Linked DNA regions of Homo sapiens: region 1 is linked to region 2. A link is a loop called in an ENCODE intact Hi-C map of the cell type or tissue named here. Cell type or tissue: B cell. All regions are shown on one strand.

The links. Hi-C counts contacts between places; a loop is a spot of excess contacts. Peaks named below come from ENCODE experiments on the same cell type or tissue, not always from the same donor. Only the 100,000 strongest peaks of a DNase experiment are listed, where the experiment ranks them.
Region 1: a loop joins it to region 2, with 28 times the contacts of the local background. A loop is called at or near these places in 25 of 110 quality-filtered maps.

Annotation. Positions count from the first base shown.
Region 1 is chr6:116,532,598-116,540,597 of GRCh38, reverse strand. It overlaps TRAPPC3L (trafficking protein particle complex subunit 3L), which reads left to right. Exons shown (of 5, transcript NM_001139444.3): 3 at 136-235. It also overlaps a transcript of CALHM4 not described here. Among named protein-coding and RNA genes, the nearest start is that of TRAPPC3L, 9.1 kb to the left of the region's middle. In B cell, CTCF peaks have their summits at 4,040 and 4,242 (motif pointing left); a DNase peak (open chromatin) is centred at 4,247; H3K27me3 peaks cover 261 bases.
Region 2 is chr6:116,641,989-116,649,988 of GRCh38, reverse strand. It overlaps ZUP1 (zinc finger containing ubiquitin peptidase 1), which reads left to right. Exons shown (of 10, transcript NM_145062.3): 8 at 2,379-2,530; 9 at 4,055-4,275. Among named protein-coding and RNA genes, the nearest start is that of ZUP1, 23 kb to the left of the region's middle. In B cell, CTCF peaks have their summits at 4,050 and 4,249 (motif pointing right); a DNase peak (open chromatin) is centred at 4,228; H3K27ac peaks cover 373 bases.

The DNA of each region.
Region 1 (8,000 bases), 110 kb after region 2:
CATTTGACTCGTCATATTTGGTTTGATTTGTGATTCACTTGCACAAGTGCTAAACACACAAATCGCTTCTTAAAAACTGACAGACTTCACTAATTTCTTAGAATTTTCAGACCACACTCTTTCCGTCATCCACAGGGGTTACGGCATTGGAACGCGGCTTGTGGAAGACTTTTTGGCTCGATCCTGCGTGGGAAGATGCCATAGTTATTCAGAAATTATAGACATAATTGCCCAGGTAACTATGTTTTTATCTCTGTCAATATGTTTTGAAAAATCTCTGATTCTTTTTGAGTATGGTGGTTTTCTGTTCAGATTGGACAGGTTCCATCTGCATTCATTGTTAGGTGCTGAGAAAGGAGATTCTGATTGAAAAGCATTTTATTTCAGCACAGAGATAAAGCTACTGTGAACTGAAAGATGCATTTAAGCAACTATAGATTTTCCTGACTACAGGAGTGTGTAGAGTATATGTCTCACAGTGGAAAAAGCATTTTCAGAAGGTAAACAGAAGGGGAGTGTAATAGGGCAACCTTAAAACATGCATGCCCCAAACCAGTTTCTTTACGATAATTTTCAGCACATGGAGGGAGATGGTTTTTGGTAGTATCAAAGAATATTGTTTAGTCATTCCCAGAGTATTGTTTTCCCAAGAGAAAAACAGAACTTCCTGTAAATATATTTGTTCTAAGAACTTTCATAGCCCTGATATGTAGGAGACAACTTGGAATCATCCAGGATTAGCTCACTTTTATTAGAAATTAAACCGGAAAATGCATCTTTAGCCAGCCTTTAAAAATCTTGGCCTATGGTTATTAATGTAGTGTTGTTAATTTGTGGGAGACTCAGAAGATACGCGTGTCTCCAGGTTTACAAAACTGATCAATTAAGTCAGTCTCATTTTTTTTTCTCTCCTAGTCCTTAATATTGTTATACATGACCAAACTGACTCTGTGCATGAATGGCTGTCATTCTATACCATCATGCTTTCTGAGCCTAAATGCAGTTTTACATACTCTTTGTCTTTCACTGTCACAGTAACCCTCTGAAATAGGCAGAATTGGAGTTACTATCCCCATTTTCCAGATAAGAAAATTAAGTTCCAGAAATAATATGATGAACAGTAAATAATAGTATATGTGGGGAAAAATTCTACATTAAAAATACAATCCAAATGAAAGATTTTTCCATTTACTCATATTATTACTGGTATTATTTCATGGCTAGTGAATAATGTGGTTGAAACTGTTATTCGAGTATCTTCCAACCTTAGCACAATGAGTTTATCATACCACTAACCAGGCTGGGGAAAAAAGTCCCTTTTTATATTGTCAGAATATAAGTAAGATCCCAAAACAGTAGTTTGAAAAATAAAATAAAACATTTTTTAATGAAACTAATTCTATAGGCAATACTACAAGAATACCAGCTGTTTTAATGGAAAGTAAATACTTGTAATATATAAATGTAGATGGTTGTGTTTTGTTGCATTTCTAGTTGGTAGCCCCCTAGGCTTTTTGATTAGTAAGACACAGTCTCTCTATAATGAGGATAGATTGGTTTGAGAATGACTCCCTCTTGATCTTTGCCAAAATTCATCCCATTAGCTTAGTGTGGGCAAATCACTTGAGCTCAGGAGATGGAGAGATCGAGACCAGCCTGGCCAACATGGTGAAATCCCACCTCTACAAAAAAATACAAAAATTAGCCGGGCGTGGTGGCACAGCTGTAGTCCCAACAACTCAGAAAGCTGAGAGGGGTGGATGGCTTGAGGCTGGGAGGTGAAGGTTACAGTGAGTCAAGATCATGCAACTGCACTCCAGCCTGGGTGACAGAGCAAGACCCTGTTTCAAAAAAAAAAAAAAAGAAAGAAAGATTTAAGACTTTGTCTTGCAAATTAATAAGGCGGTAGAGCATTGACCAATAATCTGAAAACTTATATAATGTGGAAAATAAAACCTGACTCCTGTATTTAAGGTTGTTTATTAGGCTTTGAACATTTGAAGAATAATTTCAAGGGCAATTTGGAGACTTCATTCTAAAGATATGTTAGCATAACTAGCAAAAAATTTCATTCCTCTGGATATGTTTGTATATGTATCTTTTGCCATTTATTAATGTATTCACTTATTTTTTTAAGAAGATGATTAACAGAACAAAAAATATCTGTTGAAAAAAGAGCAGTAACCAACTGGAAGTAGAGGCATATACAACCTCATTGCTGAGAAGCTGGAATTACATTCTGTCACACGATGTAGGGTCAGAGATTATCTGAAATATGCTCAATACCGTAAATGCCCTTGGCCCAGAGAATATTGGCTCATCCAGTTAGAATAGTGCAGTGACATGGGAGGATTCTCCAGTTTTTTCTTACTGTCTATTATTAGCGCTGAGGGCAACATCCAAATCACTGAAAAGCTTCTGAAGAGACTCAGAAGAGATAATTCCACATATTCATTTTAATCAGAAGAACATAAGGGAACAAAGCTTCTCTAGTAGAAAATAAAAATGGTAACTTTTAAAAATTATTATGATTAACTTCAAAATAGCTGCTAACAAATATCCCATATGAATCCTTCCCAGAGGTGGCTAAGAAGTCTCATGTAAAACTTTCTTGTTACCTGTGGTCCTCGACCAGGATATTCTCCATTCTCTATTAGCCACAGGAAAATTACAGAGCTGAAAGCCAAATTAAATATGCCAATAGGAAGTACATATTTATGTGGGGCCTAATGTAGGACTTCTTACTGGGTATTTACTCAATAAAAATTAGTTGAAAGAAAAGAAAAGAGGAAGGGAAGAGGGGAGGAAGGAGAAAGAAGGAATCAAAGCAGACTTTTGTTCAGGCCCCTTAGGAAGTTGCTTTTCTTCTGCAGGAGGTAGCCTGCGAATGCTCCTCACCTTGCCCAATGCATTTAAGGGCTCCTCGAGTCCCTTCCATGAGGAACTACTCGCTTTACCTTACAATGAAGTCTTCAATATGTGGAAATAGAACAAGAGTTCTTTCAATGCTCCAGATTAAAAAAGAAAAGGTTGAAGAGGAATCGAGTAAGAAATGTTCTATGGAGAGCATAGGAAAGAAAATGAATTCATATCTCAGCAGGAAAAGACCCATGAAAAAAACCCAGAATGTTCCCCATTTAGAAATTATATTCAGAAACCATATTCTGTCTTTAAAAGAGTAAAGAAGATTCTAACGAAATTTGACCTCCTAATGGTACACAATTTTCACCAAGTTAGAAACAAGTCTGCTTGATTCTCCCCTATTAGAAAAATGTACAACATCTGCTTTCCAAATATCCCTTCTCTAAGATTTTCATGTCTTATCAACCATTCTGATGAATTCCTTCCTGTGTCTTCTGTCCTCAGTGAACAGGAAAAAGATCCACTTCCACTCCTATGCAAGATTCTTTCTTGTCAATGAGGAGAATATTCATCACCTTCACCCTTCTCTAGTGTAAGACAACTGTCCCTGCTCTTTGCACCTTCCTTCAAAGGCCTGATTTCCTTCCTCTTGATCATTTTTACTTCTCCAACAAAATGTTCCTTTACTTGTAGCACTAATGTCACCCATTTCAGGAGCACTTTGACAAAGATGAAAGGTCAGACTTTAGTTATGGACCTGCCCACTGAAGCTTTGTTAAAAATTAGCAGCTTTCATCCAAACGTCGGGCCTGTGGCAGCATTATCTTATTAATCCTTGTAAACTCTCCTCAGAGGAGGCAGATGTCAAATGATACAGTCAGTTTTACAGAGAACTAGGCCAAGTTCAGAAGAAGTTTACTGTAGTCACATGCTGCTCCCAGAGCATGGCAGAGTCAAGAATAGAACCTAATGGCTGTAAAATTTGTTTGGCTCCCCTCTCAGACCACACACTTCTACCGAACACCATCATCATCCGTCTCAAGTACTGAGCACCTAGAGACCATGGCACCCATAAAACTCATGATCTCTGTCCTGTCTCCAGGGAAGGAAAGAGAGAGAAGGAATGCATTTGAAGAGAATTGACTAGATGAAGAAACCTATGCCCAGACAGGAGAAGTGATCCCTCCCTCTGAGTTAGTAAAAAGACTACATGTAGGAACAGGTTTCCTGAACTTACACTGCACTCAGCACGCCTCTGCCTTTGCGAGAGAAGGACTGTGTAACTTCAGGTATTCATAACATTCCCCTCTCTTGTTTCCCTCACTAGTTTTTTTCTTCAAAGAGGAGGTCGGTCTGTCATTAGGCCTCTGACAATGTCTTTTAACAAGTAGTAGACTTAAGTTGCGCCATCTAGTGGTCTGAAAAGAAATCCCATGATAATGGCCAAATCATTGAAGGCAAAAATCTTTAGTTGACCTTGCATTTTATATAAAAAAAAGATGCCAAGTTAATTATAAAGTCTCATTCCTACAACATTAAAATTCATCCATTTTTAAAACAGAATTTTATAATATACAACTTAACTTTTTGTAGTAGTTACTTCAAAGTACAACTACAAATATTAAATAAGACATACTAATTTATTTTGAACATTTGTAAGTCAACAGCATTATAACATGGTATTGAAAAACTTTAATAGCATTGATATTTTCTTTATAAAAGTTCAAAGTAACTCCTACCTATTACCTGTATTTCCCTTATAAGAACCTTGTGAAATAAAAAGAACATCTATCATCTATCATTAGCCCCATTTTACTGATAGAATAATTGAGACTTATCTGCTATCACCATGGACACATAGTAAGAAAAGCCAGCTTAGAATTTAATTCTTTTGACCTTATTCTAGTGTTTTTTCCACAAACTAATTGTTTAAAATATATCTTTAAAGATATTTTTCTACTATGGTAACTGTTCTGAGAAAAATTTTGCAGTTGGTCTAAATGAAAATGTGTAATATTCAGTAGAATTACCATAGCTGATTTTAGTTGTAATAATGAAATATTAGATAATTCAACTGTTACTTACAGACCTATATGTCTTTCTGTTTATTATAAGGGAAAGTAGAAAGTGCAATTGCACCTGTCTCTGGTCAAAGAGCCAAAAAACCTCCTTAGTTATACAAAATATATTTTAGGGTTTCCAAACACATTTATGATAAAATAGTTTCGTTATTAGGAGAAGCTAATTAGAGATAAACTTGATCATTTAAATCAAGATGATTATAAAGGCTAGGCTTGACAATAATTATAATAATGTTGCCTTTTGAAAGTAGTTTGGACACAAGGAGCTGTGATCCTCACCAGTAGATGAGCACTGGCCTAACCATGTCCAATGTAGTGGAGATTAAAAAGGAAGAGTCCACATCCTGCTGATCCACATTCCCACTGTGTGACTCCAAGCAAGTTGCTTAAGCTGTCCAAACTTTGGTTTCCATATTTGTCAGAAGAGACCTCTTTCAGCTGTCATTCTTCTGAATTTCAGGTGTTATTTTCACTAGCTATCATCTGCACATTGAATTATAATCATAAATAGCTGAGTGTGGTGAATGTAGCTTCCAAAGCCTCCTGCAGAGCATCCATCCATACCTTCTAGTTACTGACAATGTTTATAACTGCTCGGCCTTGCACAAATTATGTTTGTCAAAGTTGAGAAGCTTTTTGCTCTCAGGTCCATGTCAATATGATGATTACTCTGAGGGACGTGGGGGAATTTATCATTTTTCAGTGTAAATATCACATTACTTTGTTGTCACAGTAAGAAGGGATTTTTAAATACAGCATAAAAAGACTTAAAAAACTTGAAACCCCGATTTTTAGGTTTAAAAAATCAGCATCTAATATACTGTACTTGTTGGAAATTCTGGAAAGCAAAAGAAGAGAACTTTTCTTTTATAGTATAAATTGAAATTTTACCTTAATTAAATAATGTGAGCAATGATTTTGGGGGATGAGTAATAAAAAATCAAGGAAATGATCATAGGAAGCAATATGAATGAGGGTGCCTAAAGCAGGGAAGTAAATCTAAGTGGTGAATTTTGTAAGCATAAACTCTAGGACAAAAGATTTAGGCACATAATCCAGAGAGAAAACAGAATAGCAGGGGGAATTTTTTTCCCAGTGGGTGAATCATTTTTATTTCAATAAAATGTTCCATTTGAGATTAGAGTTGAGTGTACACAGAAAAATTTCAGCAAATCATACTAGTCATATTTTTTTTTCTTCTGCTTCTGATCTGAATGCACAAGACTGCTATGACTGAATCTATAGGACGAATGAAAATATTTCAAGCCAAAACTCCTGAGCTGCTTTAGAATGGAGACAGCATGAGGGCTATAGATTTCCAATCTCCAATACAGATTTGAAGCACTGATTTGACACTTCAACAAGGATGTCCAAATCTGATTTTATTAGACATTTTCAGAGGGGAGTCCCACAGCTTGGAAGGCGAGCCAGAGAGGTTTCAGTCAGGAGACAGGAATCACACAATCATTTCAAAATGAAAGGTTGAATATAAAACATTATTAGCTATTTATAGGGGATTAGCTACTGAGAAAGGGGAAAAAAAAAACGCACTACAGAATTTATGGGTGAGAGTTGAGTACCCAAAGGAGGAATCCTTTTTAGACAGAGTTCCACTTCTTAAGGCTGGGATTCAAATCTTGTTGGGGAAGGTATGATTACAGACTATGGATAGTGGAGAAGGCTGCTGTGTTGCTAGACTCAGACTGCCGGCAGGGAACAATGGGCTAAACCTTGCAATCAGGAAACTCACATTAGGGTGTAAGTGGGCTGATGGGGACAGTAAGAAAACTATAAGCTGGAAGTAGCAAGTTAGGAAGGAAAGGCCACTGGGTATTCTATGCCCTGCCAGTCACAATTCACAGCAGGAGCAAGCCAACAAAAGGCACGCTAGAGACAGAAGAAAAGCCCCTTCTTCCTGCAGTGTCCCTGCAGCACCTTCTTCTGGCCAAGGAGAAATGTCTGCATGATGGAGCTCTAGCGTTACAAGTAGGGCATTGAACAGCAGGTTTTAAGCTGAGAGGCAATAATCTGACAACCAGTACAGAAGGCATGAGCCGAGCCAACCTGATTGTTACTTACATTTCTATTGCCGTTTTAAATTTTGGTGGCCTCACGTTTGACCCTATCCTACCTGCTCTCTCACGCTGGAATTATTCTGGCCACTCAGTGCAACTCTAGCTGTCTGGTGGAAGGAAGAGGTGGCAAATGAAGCCACGTGTTTTTCTTGCTAGAGTGGTGTCAACTTCTTGCCACTGAAGACACAAAATAGGCTGAAGAGCACAATTTTCAGTGTGCAAACTTTTCTTCTGAAATAAAGACTTTTTGTTAAATACTGTGAAATTTGTTAAATACAACCACTACCTCTTTTTTCCTACAAATTTCTTCAACTTCTGCAACCAAATCTATGTTCGCTTTCTCAATCCCTCCAATGACTATAAATCTACTGTCTCTATTTGACTGCTGTTAGAAGTGCTGTTAAATGACACTGTGGCCAAGAACTCCAGAATATCACCCGCCAATAATTTATACTTTCTTCCGTGGAAGCCCAAGGTGGTGATATGCAAGGATAAATGGCAGACTGGCCCTTAAGCTACCACCCAGTGAAAGATGTAGCTGGGGGCTTAGACTTAAAGCCTGCCAGTGGGTCTCATAGGCTTTAAATTAACCAAGTTGACGTTCTGAAATGTTCATTAGATCTTTCTGTGCCAAAGGGAGATAATTAGTTTGCATTATGTGAAGCAAGAGTTGTAATGTTAAGATAAGTAAGCAAAAATGACAAAGCAACTTTGTAAAGGTAAGGGAACCCATGATTAACCTTACTTAACCTACCTTTATTATGAAAGCAGAGCAATGTAAGTCTGCATTTTAGTTTAATGTTTTAATCAGTTTGTGAGATTCAATTTTATCGTGTTTTGTGCCTGTTGATCTTCCAACGATTTGCTGTTGACCAGCTTATTTTGTACATAGTTCCAGTCTACATCTAAAGAAAGCAAAAATGTTTCACAAAAGTGGAAGTAATACAGTTTCCCAAAGTTATGATAATACTAGTAAATTTTG
Region 2 (8,000 bases):
TCTTTATGGTTGCAAAATTTCTTCCAATGTTTTCTTTCTATTGCCTGCATTTTGTTTGTTCGATATTAGTATTTTTTCATATCTGTTTGTTTTAGTCTTTTCTATTTTGAAGGCTTTCTTTTAATTTTGGAAATCCTTAGTTGTCCATTCAGAGAGTGAAGAATGAAACATTAAAAAGCTGATTAGAGTGCTGTAGGACTGCACAGAGCTTGCAGATTAGCAGACTTATTTAAAAGTCTTAGGTGGAAGGCGGAAGGTTACTATTTGGTTGGGGAACTCTCAAATATCGTTATATAGAGAGATCTTTTCCCAGAAGTTATCCAGAGAAGAGTTTTTCACTCTCTTACCTAGAGTTCCTACATTAGTGGAGGGGAGAGTTAAGGTGTGATTTGCCTTCTAAGCAAACTTTTAATTAATCTCATATTTTTAGCCTCACTGTTCTCAAACCTTATGCTTCTAAGCTTTCAGCCTCTCTCTGATTTTGAAACATACGGTCTCCATTTTCTTTTATTTACTTTTATATGTTCTCTGTGGTGCTTTCCATTTTCTGAAGATGTGAGCTCTTTTCCTGTCTATTCCCATTCTCTTTGTCCTTGGGTGTTTAAATCATTTTTTCCTTCAGTATTATGTCATTGGGTTTTTAAGAGGAAATAGAGATAGATGTCTGTGATCGTGTTTAATGGAATGTTTGCGTTAAGCTTTATGGCTTTATATTTTCTTTTATGTTTGTTTCTAAGTTATTTAACCAGTGTATCACATTCTTTTTACCACATTGATTGATTAGATTCAGAAATAAAAATATTTCTTTCATTAACATAGAAAAACTAATGTTGTGTGTATGTATAATAACTTTCTTGAATTATTTAAAGAACTATTTTAATGCCCTCTAAATTTATTCCTGCTTTTCTCCTTTTTCTTTTTGCCAATGTGTTCACACTTTGAGATTATTTATACTCTATCATGTTTTGAGTTTTAAAGTAATTTTTTTCTTTTTCTTTTTCTTTTTTTTTTTTTGAGACAGAGTCTGTCTCCAGTCTGTCACCCAGACCAGAGTGCAGTGGCGCGATCTTGGCTCACTGCAACCCCTGCCTCCCAGGCTTAAGTGATTCTTGTGCCTTTGCCTCCTGAGTAGCTGGGATTACAGGCATGTGCCACCATGCCTGGCTAATTTTTTTTTTTCTGCATTTTTAGTAGAGATGGGGTTTCGCCATGTTGTCCAGGCTGGTCTTGAACTCCTAGGCTCAAGCGATCCACCCGCCTTGGCCTCTCAAAGTACTGGGATCACAGGCGTGAGCCACTGCACCCAGCCGTAATTTTTGTCCAGCTTCTTTCTTGGTACCTTAAATAATTTAGAAAGCTTTTTTATTAATATATCCTGAGTGTGTTTAGTAGTTATTTACATGTCTTTCTGTTGCTCTCTCTATGAGTTATATCCTGTAGGGTACTGTTTAATTAGTATTCTAAATGTAAATATGCAAACTGCTAACCCCAAAACATTCTTTTTAAACGGTTTATCCAGAAGTTTATTTGAGCACTTAAAACCCAGTAACCAACTGTAAGTTACCAGCATTAAATTTGCTGAGGCTGAGGTTAGCAATTCGGATGTTTTAGAGATTTTATTGCCAAGAGAAACAAGAACAGGATATCTGTGCTGTAGTTTAAAGTGATGATAAAGCTATCAAATGCTTTTAGTTATACCCGACCTTTTAAAAACAGTTGTTGAGTAGTATAAACAGTGTTTCTGGTTAAAAAAATGTTTATTCAAGGGTGACTTCCTCTTGAAGGAAGAATACCACGGTGGTCCGGTGGCAAATAGGAGATAGATGTATAGATTGAGTACACACACATTTTTCTATGATTTACAAGTATTTTCTGTTATAGAGATTTGAGAGACCGACAGGAAAAGTATTTAGGATCTATTTTATATATACCAATGGCTACTGAGGAATTAAAATCAGAAATCAGCTTCTGATCATCAGGGTTAGAAACTAGAATAAAAGCTGTGAAAAAATTATGTGTAGATGACTTTTTAAAAATCAAGTATGGTCATTATTTACTATTCATGGAGATTTTATATATCAGAGAATGTTTGTAACCTTTAGGTTAGTCAGCAGACTTATTATGAAGTTATTTAAATAGTTAGCTAGTTAGAGGAATAGTTAAATAGTTAAATAGGGAGAATTGTTAAATAGTTATCCCCCACAAAAAGGAGTTTTTTAGATAAGTAATAAAAATTTATATTTACTTTTCTTCTTTTATAGGAAAGTAATGGCTAGAAACAGTTAGTTCTAAACTAAGAATTTGTTGTATTTGATAACTCCATCGATGAAAATATTTTAAAATGCCCTTTAAATGTGCATTTTGTCAATTTTTAATAGGTGTCATATTGTTGATTTTCACAAATCAACTGGTCCTTTGGGTACACACCCTCGCTTATTTGAATGGATATTGAACTATTATTCTTCAGAGGGAGAAGGGAGTCCAAAGGTAGTGTGTACATCTAAACCTCCTATCTATCTTCAGCATCAAGGTTAGTATTAATATAACTCATATTTGACAATGTTGTTTATAAGATAACAAATTGTTGCTTTCAGACAGGTTAAGGTTTTTTGTTTGTTTGTTTGTTTTTTTAGACAGAATCTCACTCTGTTGCTCAGGCTGGAGTGCAGTGGTGCAATCTTGGCTCGCTGCAACCTCCACCTTCCAGGTTCAAGTGATTCTCCTGCCTCAGCCTCCTGAGTAGCTGGGATTACAGGCGCCTGCCACCATACCTGGCTAATTTTTGTATTTTTAGTAGAAACGGGGTTTCACCATGTTGGCCAGGCTGGTCTGATAATAGCAGGGAGTATTATGACATTAATCTGTTTAATTTTTCAGAGCTCCTTTGACAGTACAATACTTTCTTAGGTAATTAAGATTGATATTTCTACAATACTTCATTGGGTAATTAAGACTGATATTCCTGACATCTTCAGGACCTTTTGCACTTCTTGTTTTCTGTGTTTAGTTCACTTGTCCTTCATTGTTCATCCCTTACCTTCTTGGGTCTTTACCCACATGTCACTTGAGTGAGGCCTTCCCTGACCTTACCTTACCTTAAAAGTAGAACTCAAGGCCAGGCATGGTAACTCATGCCTGTAATCCTAGCACTTTCAGAGGCCAAAGCAGGAGGATTGCTTGAGCCCAGCAGTTTGAGACCAGCCTGAGTGACATAGTGAGACCCTGTCTCTACAAAAACATAAGAAAATTAGCCAGGTGTGGTGGCACATGCCTGTAGTCCTAGCTACTCAGGAGGCTGAGGTGGGAGGGTCACTTGAGCCTTGGAGTTGGGGGCTATAGTGAGCCATGATTCTGCCACTGCACTCCAGCCTGGGCGGCGGAGTGAGGCTGTGTCAAAAACACGTACAACTCATCCCAGCATCCCACCGCTGGCATTTTCTTCACTTATTTACCTCATTTATAGAGTATCTCTTCCTATTAGAATATAAGTTCCAAGAACACAGGCACGTTTGTCTGTTTTGTTTGCTGTTATATACCTTCGTGCTTGGAGTAGTACCCGGCACATAGATACTTGGTAAATTATGAATGATGGTTTGGATTGACAGGAATAAACAGAAGTAAATGTTAGGAATTTCATTGTTTAGGAATATAAACTATAAGAGATTAAGCTCCCTCCACTGATATTCTAGCATTTATGGGTTTACTTTTGTTTACCTTTTGGAATCATGAGAGTTTTGTTCTAGAACAGTTTTTGTTCTTTCATTTGAGATAATTTGAATAAGAAGGATCAAAGGATTGGGAAAGGAAAAGTAAAATATTTGGCAGAATAAAAATGTTTTTTTTGGTAATGAAGCCTTTAGAAAACTAAAGTTAAATGAAAAAACTGAAGTAGAACTAAACTCTTACGTCTTAGGAGAACTTAGATACATATGTGTCAGAGTCTGACTGTATTTATATTCTAAACACACATATGATCACACAACATACATACAGAGACTATTTGTATAACTGTAAATAGATGTGACGTATGTATAACTTAAAAATCTTTTGATAGGTCACAGTCGAACTGTTATTGGAATTGAAGAGAAAAAAAACCGAACATTATGCTTACTAATACTTGATCCTGGATGTCCTTCTCGAGAAATGCAGAAATTATTAAAGCAAGACATAGAGGCTAGCAGTCTCAAGCAACTTCGGAAATCTATGGGAAATTTAAAACATAAGCAATACCAGATATTGGCAGTAGAGGGTGCTCTTTCTCTAGAGGAGAAACTTGTAAGTATCTAAATATTTATATGTGAAGTTTGAATGAGATGAACTTAAAAGTTTAAAACTTTTAGTTTAAAATCAGTGTTATCACTTTTTTCTTTTTTTTCTATTCTTTTTCTTTTTTTTTTTTTTTTTTGGAGACAGGGTCTCACTCTGTTGACCAGGCCTGAGTGCAGTGGCATGCAATCATGACTCACTACAGCCTTGACCTCCCAGGCTCAAGCGATCCTCCTGCCTCAGCCTCCCAAGTAGCTGGGACTACAGGCACATGCCACCACACCTGGCTAATTTTTGTATTTTTTGTAGAGACGGGGTTTCACCATGGTGCCCAGGCTGGTCTCAAACTCCTAGGCTCAAGCGATCTGCCCACCTCAGCCTCCCAAAGTGTTGGGATTACAGGCGTGAGCCACCGTGCCTAGCCCACTTTGTATTCCTTAGCACCTTATTCTGTTTCATTAACTTGGAAAAGCCATTTGGTTTTATATGTTTTTAATTTCTGGAATGAACATATTTATATTTGAAATGGTACTTTAATGACTTTTTATACTTAGAGCTTCATAAAAGTGTTTAATTTAATTTAATTTAATTTAATTTTTTTGCATTTTAAATATGTGCAGTTTACTGTATGTTAATTAAAACTTAATAAAGCTTTCAAAAGTACTTTTGTACAAATAATTATGATAGGCTACATCTTAAATGATGTTTTCATCAACCTTACAATTTAGCCTTGTAGGAGTGTCTGAATCCCTTGCAAAACAGTAGTCATTAAATGCCCGTTTCCTGTCTTGATATCATTCATGAGCTGATTTTTTCTTTTCACCTCCTCCTCCTCTTTCTTCTTCTTCTTCTTCTTTTTTTATTATTTATTATTATTATTATTATCATACTTTAAGTTTTAGGGTACATGTGCACAATGTGCAGGTTAGTTACATATGTATACATGTGCCATGATGGTGTGCTACACCCATTAAATCGTCATTTAGCATTAGGTATATTTCCTAATGCTATCCCTCCCCACTCCCCCCACCCCACAACAGTCCCCAGAGTGTGATGTTCCCCTTCCTGTGTCCATGTGTTCTCATTGTTCAATTCCCATCTATGAGTGAGAACATGCGGTGTTTGGTGTTTTGTTCTTGCGATAGTTTACTGAGAATGATGATTTCCAATTTCATCCATGTCCCTACAAAGGACATGAACTCATCATTTTTTATGGCTGCATAGTATTCCATGGTATATATGTGCCACATTTTCTTAATCCAGTCTATCACTGTTGGACATTTGGGTTGGTTCCAAGTCTTTGCTATTGTGAATAGTGCAGCAATAAACATACGTGTGCATGTGTCTTTATAGCAGCATGATTTATAGTCCTTTGGGTATATACCCAGTAATAGGATGGCTGGGTCAAATGGTATTTCTAGTTCTAGATCCCTGAGGAATCACCACACTGACTTCCACAATGGTTGAACTAGTTTATAGTCCCACCAATAGTGTAAAAGTGTTCCTATTTCTCCACATCCTCTCCAGCACCTGTTGTTTCCTGACTTTTTAATGATTGACATTCTAACTGGTGTGAGATGGTATCTCATTGTGGTTTTGATTTGCATTTCTCTGATGGCCAGTGATGATGAGCATTTTTTCATGAGTCTTTTGGCTGCATAAATGTCTTCTTTTGAGAAGTGTCTGTTCATATCGTTTGCCCACTTTTTCATGGGGTTGTTTGTTTTTTTCTTGTAAATTTGTTTGAGTTCATTGTAGATTCTGGATATTAGCCCTTTGTCAGATGAGTAGGTTGTGAAAATTTTCTCCTATTTTGTAGGTTGCCTGTTCACTCTGATGGTAGTTTCTCTTGCTGTGCAGAAGCTCTGTAGTTTAATTAGATCCCATTTGTCAATTTTGGCTTTTGTTGCCAATGCTTTTGGTGTTTTAGACATGAAGTCCTTGCCCATGCCTATGTGCTGAATGGTAATGCCTAGGTTTTCTTCTAGGGTTTTTATGGTTTTATGTCTAACATGTAAGTCTTTAATCCATCATGAATTAATTTTTGTATAAGGTGTAAGGAAGGGATCGAGTTTCAGCTTTCTACATATGGCCAGCCAGTTTTCCCAGCACCATTTATTAAATAGGAAATCCTTTCCCCATTGCTTGTTTTTCTCAGGTTTGTCAAAGATCAGATAGTTGTAGATATGCGGCATTATTTCTGAGGGCTCTGATCTGTTCCATTGATCTATATCTCTGTTTTGGTATCAGTACCATGCTGTTTTGGTTACTGTAACCTTGTAGTATAGTTTGAAGTCAGGTAGCGTGATGCCTCCAGATTTGTTCTTTTGGCTTAGGATTGACTTGGCGATGCGGGCTCTTTTTTGGTTCCATATGAACTTTAAAGTAGTTTTTTCCAATTCTGTGAAGAAAGTCATTGGTAGCTTGATGGGGATGGCATTGAATCTATAAATTACCTTGGGCAGTATGGCCATTTTCACGATATTGATTCTTCCTACCCATGAGCATAGAATGTTCTTCCATTTGTTTGTATCCTCTTTTATTTCATTGAGCGGTGGTTTGTAGTTCTCCTTGAAGAGGTCCTTCACGTCCCTTGTAAGTTGGATTCCTAAGTATTTTATTCTCTTTGAAGCAATTGTGAATGGGAGTTCACTCATGATTTGGCTCTCTGTTTGTCTGTTATTGGTGTATAAGAATGCTTGTGATTTTTGTACGTTGATTTTGTATCCTGAGACTTTGCTGAAGTTGCTTATCAACTTAAGGAGATTTTGGGCTGAGACAGTGGGGTTTTCTAGATGTACAATCATGTCATCTGCAAACAGGGACAATTTGACTTCCTCTTTTCCTAATTGAATACCCTTTATTTCCTTCTCCTGCCTAATTGCCCTGGCCAGAACTTCCAACATTATGTTGAATAGGAGTGGTGAGAGAGGGCATCCCTGTCTTGTGCCAGTTTTCAAAGGGAATGCTTCCAGTTTTTGCCCATTCAGTATGATATTGGCTGTGGGTTTGTCATAGATAGCTCTTATTATTTTGAGATACGTCCCATGAATACCTAATTTATTGAGAGTTTTTAGCATGAAGTGTTGTTGAATTTTGGCAAAGGCCTTTTCTGCATCTATTGAGATAATCATGTGGTTTTTGTCTTTGGTTCTGTTTATATTCTGGATTACATTTATTGATTTGCGTATATTGAACCAGCCTTGCATCCCAGGGATGAAGCTCACTTGATCATGGTGGATAAGGTTTTTGATGTGCTGCTGGATTCAGTTTGCCAGTATTTTATTGAGGATTTTTGCATCAATGTTCATCAAGGATATTGGTCTAAAATTCTCTTTTTTGGTTGTGTCTCTGCAAGGCTTTGGTATCAGGATGATGCTGGCCTCATAAAATGAGTTAGGGAGGATTCCCTCTTTTTCTATTGATCGGAATAGTTTCAGAAGGAATGTTACCAGTTCCTCCTTGTACCTCTGGTAGAATTCGGCTGTGAATCCATCTGGTCCTGGACTCTTTTTGGTTGGTAAGCTATTGATTATTGCCACAATTTCAGATCCTGTTATTGGTCTATTCAGAGATTCAACTTCTTCCTGATTTAGTCTTGGGAGAATGTATGTTTCGAGGAATTTATCCATTTCTTCTAGATTTTCTAGTTTATTTGCGTAGAGGTGTTTGTAGTATTCTCTGATGGTAGTTTGTATTTCTGTGGGATCGGTGGTGATATCCCCTTTATCATT